2 separate regions of the Homo sapiens genome follow, and region 1 is linked to region 2. A link is a contact called in ENCODE Hi-C or POLR2A ChIA-PET data. All regions are on one chromosome and are shown on one strand. The core of a region is the stretch at or near the end of the contact, and the rest is flanking DNA. Distances in the headings are between cores, read along the strand shown.

Region 1 (7,336 bases), core at 2,903-5,402, 98 kb after region 2:
GATGGAGGTGGAGAGAAGCCCCTTTTTAGTGAGTGAACACCTACACACTCTAGCAACAGGCAACTCAGTTACCTGACAGTATCCCTCTCTTCCTTTCCCCTGCTAGCACCCTGGGCCCCTTTACCTTCTGAATTTTAGGCTGCATGCGGGAGGGGCAGGGGGGCAGCTGGTTGAGAGCACTGGTGATCTCAGGGGTTTCCACGGCGGCCAGGGCGTTGCAGATGGCCTTGACGGACTGGACCACCCTGTCAGCCTTCAGTGGGAAGTCTCCCTGTGGGAGGTGGCACAGTGAGGCTGGCAGGCTCTGCTCTCATGCTCTTGGTCTCCAACCCCTCCCCACCCCAGTCTTTAAAGGAAAGGGTTGGGAAGAGTAGAGAGATTCATGATCCTCAGGGGTAAATGTGCAATACATTTTATTTTCAAATATTCATCATCAGCAAATAATCTCTCCCACTGAATTCAATGGGCCATGCCCACATGCCCCAATTCTTTCAGCCGTTCCCCTTGAAGCTCCTCCTATCTCTAGCCTCTCTCTATAGTTAGTCTACTTATACTATACACATATATACAGGGTCTCTCCCAGAGACCTGTAGAATTTCCAGACAGATCTCATCTCATTTCTACAGACATGCCACAGCCATAACCTCCCCTCTGGAATTATGCTCCTGGAATTCCCTCACCTGTCCAGCTCTGATTACCTATGTACATTTAAATCACAGAGCAGCTAAAATTCTACCTCCTGCATAAAGCCCTCCCTGGCCAATCCCCTTCCTCTAGCATCCTCCAGGAGCCCTTAATTAATTTATTACCATCCTGTTCTGTCTACTAATAGCTTTGTGTTACTATTCAATTTTTCTAACAAGAACACAAGCTCCCCAAAGGCTATGACAATTTTTTTTTTTTTTTTTGAGACGGAGTCTTGCTCTGTCACCCAGGCTAGAGTGCAATGGCGCGATCTCGGCTCACTGCAACCTCTGCCTCCCGGGTTCAAGCAATTCTCTTGCTTCAGCCTCCTGAATAGCTGGGATTACAGGCGCCTGCAACCACACCCAGTTAATTTTTGTATTTTTAGTAGAGATGGGGCTTCACCATGTTGGCCAGGCTGGTCTCGAACTCCTGACCTCAGGTGACCCGCCCACCTCAGCCTCCCAAAGTGCTGGGATTACAGGCGTGAGCCACCGCACCTGGCCAAGGCTATGACGATTCTTACACTTCTCTACCCATCGTAGCCACTAGCAAAGGGCCAGAACAGCACAGCACAGGTGTTCAGAGAGCTTCCCCCGCATCACTGGAAATGTTCAAGCACAGGCTGCTGGAGAAGGGATTCTGGCAGTGACTAGACATAATGCTGAACCCCTCAAAAAGGAAGCGTTTATGACTACTATTAACTGGATCAATGAGACAGGGATTGGTTTTTGTTTTGTTTTTTGAGATAGGGTCTCACTCTGTCACGCAGGCTGGAGTGCAATGGTGTGATCATAGCTCACTACACAGCCCCAAACTCCTGGGCTCAAGCGATCCTCCCACCTCAGCCTCCAGAGTAGCTGGGGCTACAGGTGTGTGCCACCATACCTGGCTAACTTTTGTATTTTTTGTAGAGATGGGGTCTTGCTGTGTTGCCCAGGCTGGCCTTGAACTTTGGGGTTCAAGCAATTCTCCCACCTCAGTTTCCCAAAGGGTTAGGATTACAGGCGTGGGCCATCACACTCAGCAAGGGATTATTTTTGAAGATCACTGTCAGATTTTCTTTGGCGTTGTGACATTTAAGACAAATGTTGACTCTCATGGTTTTGAGGCTTGAGACTCCGCATGAATCCAAGTGGGGAGGGCTCTGGCCCTCCCTACATGTGAAACCTTCTACCTCCTGATGGTTTCCTACCTGCGATAACAGCAAAACAGAACCTCTCAAACTGGAGGTTTCTGACATTGCTCATAGGATGCATGCTCCAGTGTACATCAAGTGCAGCAGCTGGGGGGTGACAGCTCTAGGTTCCTTAGCTCTGGAGACATCCTATTCCAGAGAATGGGACCAGCATGCAGTTTCCGACCTGCTTCTTCTATAGAGGAGCAGAATCCCTGACTACGCACTTGCCGTTGCCCAACATCTAGTAGTCTTAGTTTGCCCATGAGCGAGGGGTTAAAAAGAAGTGCTCTGCCAACAGATTTTCAGGCTCCACCCAGACCCCTCATAGTGCTGGGTGATCCCAGGAGGACTGAGGAAGGGGAGAGGAGGAGCTTTCGGGCAGCAGGGCCAGCCCCTGGATTCGTACTCACATCAGCCAGCAGGAAGGCATCCACCTCATTGTGGTAAGTGTCGAACAGAAGACTCAGGGCCTGCCTGGGAGTTGGGGGCAGGGAAAAACCACAGGAGAGGTCATGAAAGACCCAGTGCCCTGGGAAACCCATTTTCTCCCTCCCTCTCCTCAGCTCACACTCTGATTTAAAGGAGTTCCCACTCTTTCTATATGTCCTGTGAAGACATATAGAGGGAGAGTCTTTCTATTCTGCCACTTCTCGCCTGGAGAGAATGATGGCAAAGTTCCAGAGGGAAGAAATGAAACATGCCTGGAGTGGGGATCTTCTCTGATAAGATGTGTGGGCCCCAACCCCTGACACCTGCAAGAATCCCTTAGCCCTGACAGAAAGGCAAGCAGGCACATCTGATGGGATCCCTGCACAGTTCTTGTTTGGAGCACATCCAAGATGGTGCCCACACTCACCTGCTGATGGTCTGCTTGACAGGCCTCTCTTGGAGATGGACGAGGTAGTTCAAGGTGGAGGGGCTCTGGTCATCATTCACCTGTATAAGAAGTGACCTATTCAGAGAGGGGCGGTGCCCTTATCTCAGCTCAGCACTCCTACCCCCCTCCCACCTGATGTGTTCTATATTGTATTCCCATTCCACCTCCCCAGCCCTGGGCAACCCTCCACCACCCTCACACGAACCGTCCGGGCCAGGTCACTGCGCACAACCTTCTGCTCCATCAGCTGTAGCCGAATGTCAATGTCAAACTTGCGGCAGTATTGGATGTACTCATGACTGCCCAAGGCATGCTTGCTGGTAGGGTAGAGGGACAAGACCATTAGCATCCTGGGGACTCAGTGGCAAGGGAGATACATACCTTAGCCTTGGGGAGAGACATACAGAAAGAAGGTTTAGGTAAGGGGGTAGTACCCGTGTTGTACCCTACTTTGGCTCCTAGAAAATGACACGGTAGAGCTTAGGAGAAGGAACAGAGGTCTATCTAAACAAAAGCCACCTAATATACTTAATCCTTGGCCGGTATAAATATTGACTCTCTTAGATATTTATTACCCGTGTGGTAATCACTGGTTCACTCCAGGGCTGGGAACTGTTGGAGAGAGCGGGGAAACAGAGGCACATCACAGGGAGCAGTTGCTGAAGCCCTATCTTCTGGGCCTCTGTATAGGGGACAACCAGGAAGAGACATGTTGGAGTCCACCTGTGCTCAGGCTCCAGGGTGGGAGCTCAGCGAGAGACCCCTCTTCCAATGCTACCAACTAGGGTGCTGAGGCCAAAAAAACTTGGGGCAAGCCTACCAAGCCTCCAGATCAGTGTCCCCACCCAACTTCTTTTTCTGCCTTCCATCTGTTGGCCCTGCCTGCTTGTGAATAACCTTACAAATTTCTATGACTTCTTGAAAAGTCCCAAATGCATGCCAGTCCCACCTGCTCAAGCACCCATGTGTGAGACTCCCCCTTTCAGAGAGAAGGCCTAGGAGCCCTCGGCGATCCAACCTCTTCCTCTCTCCCAAATCACACCTTCAACAGCAAGGAAACCCAAGAGGAGGGGCAGAGGGAGAACTACCTCCAGGCCAGCACTGCAGGCCTGGGCCTGGCCTCAGCAGCTGGGTAACAGAAGCCGGAAAAGGACTTCCTTCCTCAGCAGAGCTGGGAATCTAGGCCAGAAATGGAGAGGAGAGGACAGGAGCATAAGGGGGGCAGTATATGTAAAAGCTGGCGGAGGTGCAGGGCCCAGGGTCGTCTAGGTCCCATGAGGGCTCGAGTGAGGGGTTCTCCACATCCTGAGAGGACCAAATCTCCGATCTAGACCCTCTCAGATCTAAGACTGAAGTGCAGCCAAAACCTGGAGGTGGTGAGGCTGGGCTGTGGGGCTGGGCCTGGTGGGAGAGCCTGGGAGGAAGGAAGAGTGTGGTGGGGCTGGGGGAGGTGGCAGGAAACCCAACCCTCCCACGGGACTGCCTCAAGGTTCTTATCTGAGAGCAGCCTGCATCCTGAACCCACTCACCCCCTCAGTATCAGCCCCTCCTGCCAGGCAGGGGTAGAAAATCTCAGGGCTTCCTTGGGAACTAGCAGATTTCTGGAACCCCCGGAGCGTCCTTTCCACCCCCATCCCAGGCAGTTGTCATGTGTTGGGGGTCTGGGGGCTGGGCCAGGAGACAGCATTGTGCTTTTCTGTTGGGTGGGAGTGGGGCTCCTAGGCCAGGAGTCATGCACACAGGTCCCCTGGGGACTTGCTTGATCTTCTCTGTGGAAGGCCTTCCTCTCTGTGCATTCAAGTGAGAGTATGAGGGGTGTGATCTGAGGACCGCTGACCCTGTCCCACCTCACTAAGAATATTTCACCTGAGTCTTAGCAGGAAGGTAGAACTTGACAGCTCCCACTACCTCCGGACCCAGGGGCTCCAGGATTTGGGGTGCTGCAAGGGAAATGGCAGTATCTGTGCAGCCCAGAGCCCTAGGACTTCTCTCCGTGGGCTGCTCCTTCCCTGCTGGTATTTACTGATTGCTCACAGGTCATTCTCACATTTCACCCTCACTGCAGCTTACAGAGGGCCCTGAGCATCAATCAGCCTTCACAACTAGTAAGTGGCAAGTCCGAATTCAAACCTGTGTAATGGCGTCAGCAGGAGCTCCAACTTATCCACTATGTCCCCTTTTTCCCTTCTAACAGTGGCAGGCCACCTGGCACTCTCTCTGCCAGGCAACCCTGAGTCTAGGACCCCTCCTGTTCCTCTAGGGGAAAAGTGTGTACATAAGTGAGTTTAAAGGTGGGGCACATTTGAAGGGTACCCTGGAGTTGTACCATACAGAACCCTGCCTCTTTCCTTTCCCTTAGCTTCGAGATGAGGAGGCAGAGGCCAGAAAGGACCCCACAATATCCTTAAATTTGAAATAAGCCCAGATAGCTGGGCACAGTGGCTCACACCTGTAATCCCAGCACTTTGGGAGGCCAAGGCGGGCAGATCACCCGAGGTCAGGAGTTCGAGACCAGCCTGGCCAACATGGTGAAACCCAGTCTCTATTAAAAAATACAAAAATTAGCCGGGCGTGGTGGTGCTTATGCCTGTAATCCCAGCTACTCAGGAGGCTGAGGCATGAGAATCGCTTGAGCCTGGGAGACGGAGGTTGCAGTGAGCTGAGTGAGATGGCGCCACAGCACTCCAGCCTGCACGACAGAGTGAGACTCTGTCTCAAAAAAAGAAAGAAGTCCAGAAATGAATCTTCCATCCTGACTGCCAAATCTTATGCTCTAGACATAGATCAACCATCCTTGCATCTAGACCTGAATGTAAGAGAGAGAAAAAGCAAGCAGTGGCACTTATAGGGCACTCCTAAGAAGTGAGACACAGGTCTCTCCTTTCTCTATTCCCAAAACGTGCTTCCTCCAAGTGGACAGAGACTGGGGGCAGGAGCGGCTCTGAAGCCTAAGAGAGGAAAGCAGATCTTATCTGTCTGCTGTCACACAGCTGTACCATCTGAGAAGTGATAACCTTGCCCCTGCCTCTCTTCCACTGCAGCCCTCCAGAGCCCAGGGTAGTGGAAAGGGGGTTGCCTCAGCTGGTCCACATCAGACTTTCCAGGGAGGCTGCTTTCCAGAGAGGGCACTGGATGGAGAGGAGCTGGAGGCACGCCTTTGGGAGGAGGATAACTAGCTGCACGGGCCAGCTGGGGAAAAGACTTGTTGGCAGGAGAATGGGGAGAGACAGTAATTGTAATTTCTCCCCTGGGCTCCACAAGGGAACTTCTGCCCAGTCCTCATTTTGCCCCAGCCATAAAAACACCACACATAATCTAGAGCAGGAGATACAGCACTACCCATATAGTCTCCCCAAGCCCACCCCTCCCCACAAATACACACATCTCTCCATAAGCAGAATCTGCAAGCAGATATGACCTAGTCTTTGCCTAATCCCAGCTCCAAGCTCTTTCCACAGCAGACTTGGCTCAGGACGTCAGCCAACCCTGCTGGAAGACAGAGCTCCTGGGGAAAGTGCTACGTGGCCGAGAGTGTGCCCAGAAAGCAGGAGTCTTGACTGTGGGATTGGGGCGGAGCTGCCAGGCCGGTCCCAGCACCAATCCCATGAAGCCCCCTCACAATCTTACTACCAGGAAGGCAGGGGCTACCTCCCACCCATTCACTCACTTCTGCAGGAACTCCTCCAGCCCGCAGGGCTTTAGCACAAAGTCACCCACGTCCACATTCCTCAGGTCATCATGGGTGTAGCACAGGGTCTGGTAGATAAGCAAGTCTACAGTGGAGGAACCTGTGAAGGGTAAGGTAGGGGGAGCAATCATGATGGATGTCAAGGCAGATGGGTCTCAGTTTCCCCACCCTGATCCCCCTTTCCAGCTAAGTATTCTCCAGCACCATCACCAACCAGATAAAGCAGGCAAGTAGTTCAGAGTTGAGGAAAGTGACTGTACTAGAATGCTGGCCCCATAGCCAGCCCCTCACCCCCAAAGGAGCATCCTCACTGCCCTTCATCTGGGCCACAAGATGAGGTGGAAATCGAGTCAAAACACAGTCATCCCCACCCCACTTCAAGGGATGCTCACATCCTCTCCCCCCTCACTAACTTACAGTTGCAGGTGAAAGTGAGTGCCTCTTGAAGCCTGTCACACAACACAGTCACCTTCAGGTTGACCTCATCCCCGAGGTGCTCTGGGCTAGGGGTGACAGCACTCCAGACATAGCCAGTGAGGAAGTAGTCTTGGATGTCAGAGCCAGATCGAAGGCTGTACAGGAAGAAAAAAAACCCTCACTGTGCCTTTAGAAGAGAGTAGTCAAGAAGACATCTGTTGGGAACCTCATGCTCTGAGGCTCAAGAGCCCCTCTGTCCCCACTCAGCCCAGCCCTCCAAATTTGCAGGCCAGGATGGGGGCAGTGGGGTAGCAGCTCTGAGAAACCCCCTTCTTGACACTTCTCTTATAATTGCAAAATGTTTCCCACCATTGAACAGTACAAATAGTTCTAAAATGACAAAGCTTTCCATGCTAAGTTTAATGGAAAATTTTTTATGAATCCATTTCCTTTCTCTTTTAGTTCCAGATAACACTCTTATCGCCAGCTG
Region 2 (7,018 bases), core at 2,748-5,247:
CACCTCATCTATGTGATGCATGAAAACAGACTCACCGGCTTCTGAGGTGTGATCCCCGCGCTGGAAAGCTCTAACTCTGCGAGCCCCAAGGCACCCCTCCCCCCAGCTCAGGCCAGCTGGGGTCCTCCTCCCCCGCCCCTGGGGCCCCCTTCTGCAGAGCGGGGCTCCGGATCTAATCTGATCTAATCAGTCATCTCTCCGGCTGGCAGGTCCCTGGCGCAGGGAGAGGATGCTGTTGTGGTTACTGCAGGATCCAGCATCTTTCCCAGGCAGAGGCAGCTGGGCATGCTCCATCGGCTCCCCCGGGGATTTCAGGGCCACGTGACTCTCCCTCCCCAAGCTGTCACTTAGGATCAGGAGTAAATAGTCCCCGAAAAGGTTTAACTCCATCCACACCAGCGACAAGCTGCTAACCATCCACGCAGCCTGCCTGCCCGGGAGAGGATGGGGTGGCTCAGCACAGCCTCCTGGGCCTTCCACCACCAGGAGAAGGCTGCCCCCCAAAGGGGAGCAGGGCCACCGTCTGGGTAAGCTGCATTTTTAGAGTCCCCCACAAGAGACTGCAGGGAGCCAGAAACTGCCCAGGGTCTTAGAATCATGTGTGGGGCCTCACCCAGCCAGCCTGGTGATCACCTTTCACCTCTGTGGCTGTCTACTCCAGAGAGGGGCACGTCTCTAGGTGTCAAGAGGGCTTGGCTGGGGCCCTGGGGCCTCCCCATCCCCCGCCCCCCCCCCAATATGGTGAATTTAGAGAAATAACATTTGGAGAGGGTTGGGGGCCACTATGAGATGCCAGGATGAGTGGGGTGTGAGTGGGTTGTGGAGCCACTGCCCCCACACCAACCAGCCAGGCTCCTCCCAGGCCCTGGGAGGGAAGTCTGTGCTCCTGTTCCTTCCGTTGCACATTCCTTTACAGATAAGGGCTTCAGTTGGTAAAAATGATATAGGTACTCAGATCACACTAAGACAGACCCACTTGTATTGGAGTCGAGAGGCTTAATTTTTTAATCAAGTTGTTCTAATAATAAACAAAAAATGCAATTATCAGGTGAGTGGGGCCTTGCAGAAACCCTTTCTCTAGCTCCTGCCCAAATCGGTCTTGATAACCCTGAGCAAGGATGCTAGCCAAGCTACGGGGTACCTGGGTTCTGTATTATTCAGGATCAGAGGCAGAAGGAAGGACTTCAGACAATAGGGTCGTAGCTCTGTTTCTGCTTAGACAAAGATTGCTTTCTGCCTCAGTTTCCCTTTATCCACATCTCTCTCAGTTTTCCTCTATCCACGGATTCTCTGTGACAATGGGCAAGTGTAATAAAAACACTGATTTCATAAACAGGATCAGAAAGATGGAAAAAACCAAAAGATTCCCACCTCAACCTCCAGGCAGGCTCGCTGGTCTCAGTCCCATCTGCCCCTTAAACCTGGAAACTGGGGACTGAACCAGATGAGCTTCTGGAGTCACTTCTGAATAGAGAAATATGTCAAGAAGCAGGAGCTAGAGAAAGGGTGTCTGCAAGGCCCCACTCACCTGGTGATTGCATTTTTTGTTTATTATTAGAACAACTTGATCAAAAAATTAAGCCTCTTGACTCCAATACAAGTGGGTCTCTCTTAGTGTGATCTGAGTACATATATCATTTTTACCAACTGAAGCCCTTATCTGTAAAGGAATGTGCAACGGAAGGAACAGGAGCACAGACTTCCCTCCCAGGGCCTGGGAGGAACCTGGCTGGTTGGTGTGAAGGCTGTGGCTCCACACCCCACTCACACACACCACAGCATTGGAGGAAGACAGGGACCTAGAGAGCTACTGAAGGGACTGTCTTTCCCACCCCAGGGCAGGCCAGGCTGGAGCCAGGAATCTGGGGTTAGGGCAGCAGGCGCAGCTCAGCAGCACTCTTGGGGAGGGGGACTCTTGGTCACCTCCCACTGTTCCCCTGCCCAGCTGAGATGTCAGGCCAGCCCTGCATTGGCTATAGGAAAGCTGCTCTGCTGAAGGGGCAGACAAGTTGTGGATGAGGGCCCAGTGCCAGGCAGGACCGATCAAGCCCAACTCACCTGCCCTGGCTCTCCAGGACTTGGCAAGGCTGCCAGGTGCAGGCAGGGGGAGAGTCTGCTTTCAGTCAGCCAAGATGAGGGGCTCTTGGGGGTCTCTGACCCTGCGGAGCCAGTGGAGGAAAGGAGTGGAGGCAAGAGATTACAGCATCCCAGAGGGAGGCCGGGGAGGGGGACAGAGACCCCAGCCCAAGCCCCCACAATCCTCAGGCAGCTGGAAAAGGCAGGCGACCAACAGATGGGCCTGCTGGGCGGGTTTCCTCTCTGGCAGGCAGAGGGCAAGGGCCGCAGACGAGTCCCACGGATCCTTCGAGAAGCCTGAGCCAGACATGTGAATGTTTCTGGGGGATCTGAGTAGCTTCAGGGGCATGAGAAGCCAAAGGGAGGGTCGGTGTGGGGTGCATGCCTTTAGCTGGGGGACCAAGGCGGAAGAGATGTGGTAGCATGAAGATCTTAGAGCTACAGCAAGGACAGGTGAGGCGGATGGACCAGAGATAATAAATTCCCTTTGCCAAATCTAAGTTCTTGCTCTGCGAGCCCAGAAGAGGAGAAGCAAGCCTCACCTAAACAACTCCAATGGGGAAGGCGTGAGGTGGCGTGAGGGAGGGAGGATTCCACAGAAAGCACCTCTGCGATCCCGTCTCTCCTCTGCTCTACAATCACTGGTCCCCATTGCTCAGAGGATCAAGTCCAAGCTTCCCAGGCACCTACTCATGGTCTCCAAACACACGGGTCCTCCCCACCTTTCTGGTGCCATCCCCACTCCCTACCATACAGTCTTGGTGGCCACTAACTTGACTGGCTCACTGCCCATTCAGTGGAACTGCATCCACATGGGTCTCTCTTCCTCGCAGAACATGCCAACTAGGGGCAGCAAAGGGAGCTCCGTGGGATGAACTAGCTCACTGCAGCCTCCACCTCTACCTGGGCTTTAGCAATCCTCCCTCCTCAGCCTCCCAAGTAGCTGGTACTGCAGGTACACACCACCACATGCAGCTAATTTTTTAGTTTGTTTTACAGACAGAGTCTTGCTATGTTGCCCAGATTGGTCTCCATCTCCCAGGCTCAAGCAATCCTCCTGCCTCAGCCTACTGAGTTGCTGGGACTTACAGGTGTGAGCCACCATGCCTGGCTAACGATAACCTGTGTGACTTGGAAGCCCAGCTCCATCCCTGAGTAACTCACTGACTGAACAAATTACTTGACTATCCAGCCTGTTTTCCTCACCTGCAAATGGGCTTCTTTGAAGCCCAGCACATTCACTACCTTTTCTCCTCGGCCGCCTCCTTCTTTACTGTTCTGGGGTGTTATCTGCCTTTCTAAGCCTAGAGCTAGTGGGGTCACTGTACCAGAACTGCTGCCCCAGCACTCCTGTGCTCTGTCCTGTCTGCCTTCTGGAGACAACAGAACTGCTTTTGGTGGCTCCCCCGCCCCTCCCAGGGCCCCTCCTCCGGGGTCTCGCAGTTCGGGTTGGGGTCTGTACTGATGAATCCCAGAGACCCAGCACAGCCTTGGAGGCTCACCGGGGTCTCACTGCCCAGCCTGGAAGCACGCGGGGCAGAGACCTGGGCTTCTGATCTCTGCCTCCCTGCAACCCCTCAAGAAGCGCTGAGCAGCCCGTAGGCGCGCCAGGGCCGTGGGTGGACTGCCTGCCTGCACATTCTCGCACCTTCCTGGAGGAAGCTTCCAGAACAGAACAAGGAAGACCAACGGCTGGGTGGGGTTCCCTCGGTGGAGGAGCCGCAGGGGCCCAGCTTGGGAACCGGGTTATCAGGGGTGTGGCTCTGCAGAAAGCGTCCTGCCACGTCTCCCTCCCTGTCAACCTTGGGGAAGGAGAGAGGCACCCTTGGGGACAGAACTGGCCAGTTTCACCGGCGGCGGCTTCCGCAGGAACGCGGAGGAGGGAGACAAGGGGGCGGGGGAACACTTCCTGTTGGGCAGGAATGGGTGTTACATAGCTAGATCTTTAAGCATCAGAAAGACAGCTACCAGACCCACTATGGCTGGGAGGTGGCAGGGGATGGGAAAGGTGGCCCTGTCACCTCCGAGAAGGCGCCTTCAGCCTGGGGAGACGCTGTGAGCAAACCCCCTGAAAGCCTTGTGGGGCCATCATGTGTGCTCTGGAGCCCTCTTGTGGATTCTTGCGGTAAGTGCATACAGGCTTGCAGTGCGTTTCTCCCACGTTTTAACCTTTCGCTTGTTCTCTCCTCCTCCCACCACTCTTCCCAGTAAATGACACCTTCAAAACCACACGCACACTCGAGCAAAACGTCTGTTGTGGATACCATGAGAGTCACTTCCTAAATACCCTGAAAGAAAGAGCTTTTTGACACACAATTAACACATTTGTCTGCTCCTGGGCAAATGTCAATATTTGCTCATTGAAATTTCCCTCCCTCATCCACACTAAAAGAAACAAAATAACTCCTCCGGTTGTCTGGCTCTTATTATTACTTGGAATCCATGTCTGAAGTCGTTTGAGTTTCTAACTCATCCACCAACCAAATGTCATAAACCTTTGTGGGAACTGTGAAAATAGGAACGAACGGTGAGCCAGTCGTTCATTCATTCACTCACTCATTCAGCAAGAACTTACTGAGCACTTCGTTTGTCCAAGCAAGGTGCCAAGGATGCTGGGAAGCAGCCGTGCCATCATGCTAAGAGCAAAGCCTGTGAAATCAGGCACACATGAGGCCGCCTTCCCGCTTGCTTTCTATTAATACAAGCTTTGTGACATTGAGTAATACATACGAAGAACCAGTTTTCCCATTATTTGCTAAAAGCGGGATGATAGAACCTCCTCATAAAGGTGCGGTGAGGAATAAATGAGATAATGTCATAAAGCACTTAGCTCCTAGAGTGGCGGCTGCTGCTATGATATACAGAATGACCACCAGGTCTGGAAATGTATGTGAACACAGAATTCATGGCTGGTTGATAATTAAACAATATTGCCTGTGTCTCCGGACTTTACGACCCCCCTGTGTTGCCCCTGCCCTTGATGAGTTTTCAGTCTAGGCTACTGGTTCTCGAAGTGTGGGCCCCAGAGCAGCCACAGCAGCATAACCTGAGAATGTGTTGGAAGTGCAAATTCTAGACCCTCTGAATCCGAAACTCTAGGGGTAGGGCCCAGCCATCTGTGCTCCAACAAACCCTCCAGTGATTGTGATACACGCTCCAGTTGGAGAGTTACTAATCTAGTGGAAAATGACACAAGTATAAGCAAATAACTACCATACACGGACACATCCCTGAAGAAGTGACATCATGGGCAGGGCTTGAAGGAAGAACAAGTGTTCTCAGGTGGGCATGAGCCACATGAGGAGAGATTGGCACCTACAAAGCCCCGGAAGCATGAAAGGGAAGCGAATGTTGAGGGAACCACAAGTGATTTGGCAGGGCTAGAGGAGAGGGCTAAAGAGCCAGGTGGGGAGTGTGGGAGGTGAGGCTGGGAAGGGGGGCGGGAGCGAGACTATGATGCCCTTTACGTGCCCAGATAGGGAATTTAGATTTTATCCTGTAAGTGACGGGTAACATGCAAAGTTTTTAATGGAGAATAATATGACCAAATTTGAATTCTAGAAAGAAAGCACTCTTGCAGCATTATGGCCTGGAGGCAGGAAGATCAGTTGGAAAGCTTCTACAATAATGGAAGTGAGAGTCCATGTGGGCCTGAACTCAGGCCATGGCTATGGAGATATCGAGAAGTGGGTGGGTTGAGAGATATTTGGGAGGAGAATTGACAGGACCCATGGGGGAGGCATGAGAGCGGGAAAGGTTGAGGGTATCTCCGAGGGCTCTGCTTTGCTGGTATTTCTAGAAAAGATGGAACCGGCACAGAGAAGCAATGACTTCAAGTCTGGACACAATGAATTGAGGGAGCTCAGAAGAAAGCTCTGGGCTGGTAGCTGAAGCAGAAATCAATTATGCCTGTGTTGTTTGTCTCCCAATGTTTATCATGCATGCATTCATTTCAGGAAATACTGGATTGCTATCATGCACCAGAAAGGTTCTAGGAGGGAGTGAAAAACACAATAGCCAGAATCTGCTCCCAGGACTTACACAGCAGTGGGGGGACCAGAAATACATAACCAAACAGATACATAAACAAACGTGTTTCAGGTAGTGCCAGGTGCTGTGAAGAAAAGTAAGAGTAAGAGTGTGGAGGGGTGGGGGAATTCAGGCAGAGCAGTCAGGCATGGCCTCTCTGAGGAGGTGACATGGGCTAATCGAGAAGTCGGAACCAGGTGTGTGGAAATGGGAGGACAGTGCTCCCAGGCAGGGGGAACAGCAAGCGCCAAGGCTCTGAGGTGGGAATGGGTTTGACATGATGGTGGGAAGGAAAGATGGCAGCACAGCCAGCCAGTCATGGGACACGAGGTCAGAGAGGTGGACAGGTACGTTTCTAGGGACTGGTGAGATGCCGTAATACATGTGAAAGTGTTTAGTGAACAATCTCTAGAGCCATGTACCAAAAGGAATATGAAGATGGTATCTGCAAGAGGGAGAAAAGAAGAAACAATTCACAATTCTTAACTGAAGCAAGAAGCATTTGGGTCCAAACAGGAAAAATTCAGTCTATAACTGTCATGTGATATTAGAATAATTTCCAGAACAGATACTTTGAAAGGAAGACGAAGAAGGAGGAAGAGCAGGAAGAAGAGGAGAAAGAGGAGGAGGAGAAGGAGGAGGAACAAAAGAAAAAGAAAAAGAAGAAAAGAAAGAAAAGAAAAATTTGCTTTCGCTTTAAGAATATGGTTAACAGGCCCAGGCATGGTGGCTCACGCCTGTAATCCCAGCACTTTGGGAGGCCAAGGTGGATGGATCCCTGGAGGCCAGGTGTTCGAGACCAGCCTGGCCAACATGACAAAACCCCATCTTGACCAAAAATACAAAAATTAGCCAGGCATGGTGGTGGGCACCTGTAGTCCCAGCTACTCAGGAGGCAGAGGCACGAGAATCT

The links. Hi-C counts contacts between places; a loop is a spot of excess contacts on that map. ChIA-PET counts read pairs that join two places held with the same protein, here RNA polymerase II (POLR2A). Pooled maps may share reads with other maps.
Region 1: a loop to region 2 is called in a pooled map, with 2.0 times the contacts of the local background. The contact joins two enhancer-like sites. A Hi-C loop is called at or near these places in 1 of 50 pooled maps. POLR2A ChIA-PET finds 5 or more read pairs at or near these places in 4 of 52 experiments (CD8-positive, alpha-beta memory T cell, H1, PC-3 and 1 more).

Annotation. Positions count from the first base shown.
Region 1 is chr1:204,457,604-204,464,939 of GRCh38, forward strand. PIK3C2B (phosphatidylinositol-4-phosphate 3-kinase catalytic subunit type 2 beta) reads right to left here. Exons shown (of 33, transcript NM_001377334.1): 4 at 6,847-7,001; 5 at 6,409-6,529; 6 at 2,947-3,058; 7 at 2,721-2,800; 8 at 2,275-2,338; 9 at 125-271. Among named protein-coding and RNA genes, the nearest start is that of PIK3C2B, 34 kb to the right of the region's middle. RefSeq lists enhancers at 1-213, 214-713 and a silencer at 4,598-4,892. Within about 2 kb of position 4,153, at least 15 of the 41 ENCODE cell types and tissues checked have a DNase peak (open chromatin) inside an H3K27ac peak, as active enhancers do.
Region 2 is chr1:204,359,659-204,366,676 of GRCh38, forward strand. It overlaps PLEKHA6 (pleckstrin homology domain containing A6), which reads right to left and starts at 271. Exons shown (of 23, transcript NM_014935.5): 1 at 36-271. RefSeq lists enhancers at 1-159, 3,147-3,700. Within about 2 kb of position 3,998, at least 25 of the 41 ENCODE cell types and tissues checked have a DNase peak (open chromatin) inside an H3K27ac peak, as active enhancers do.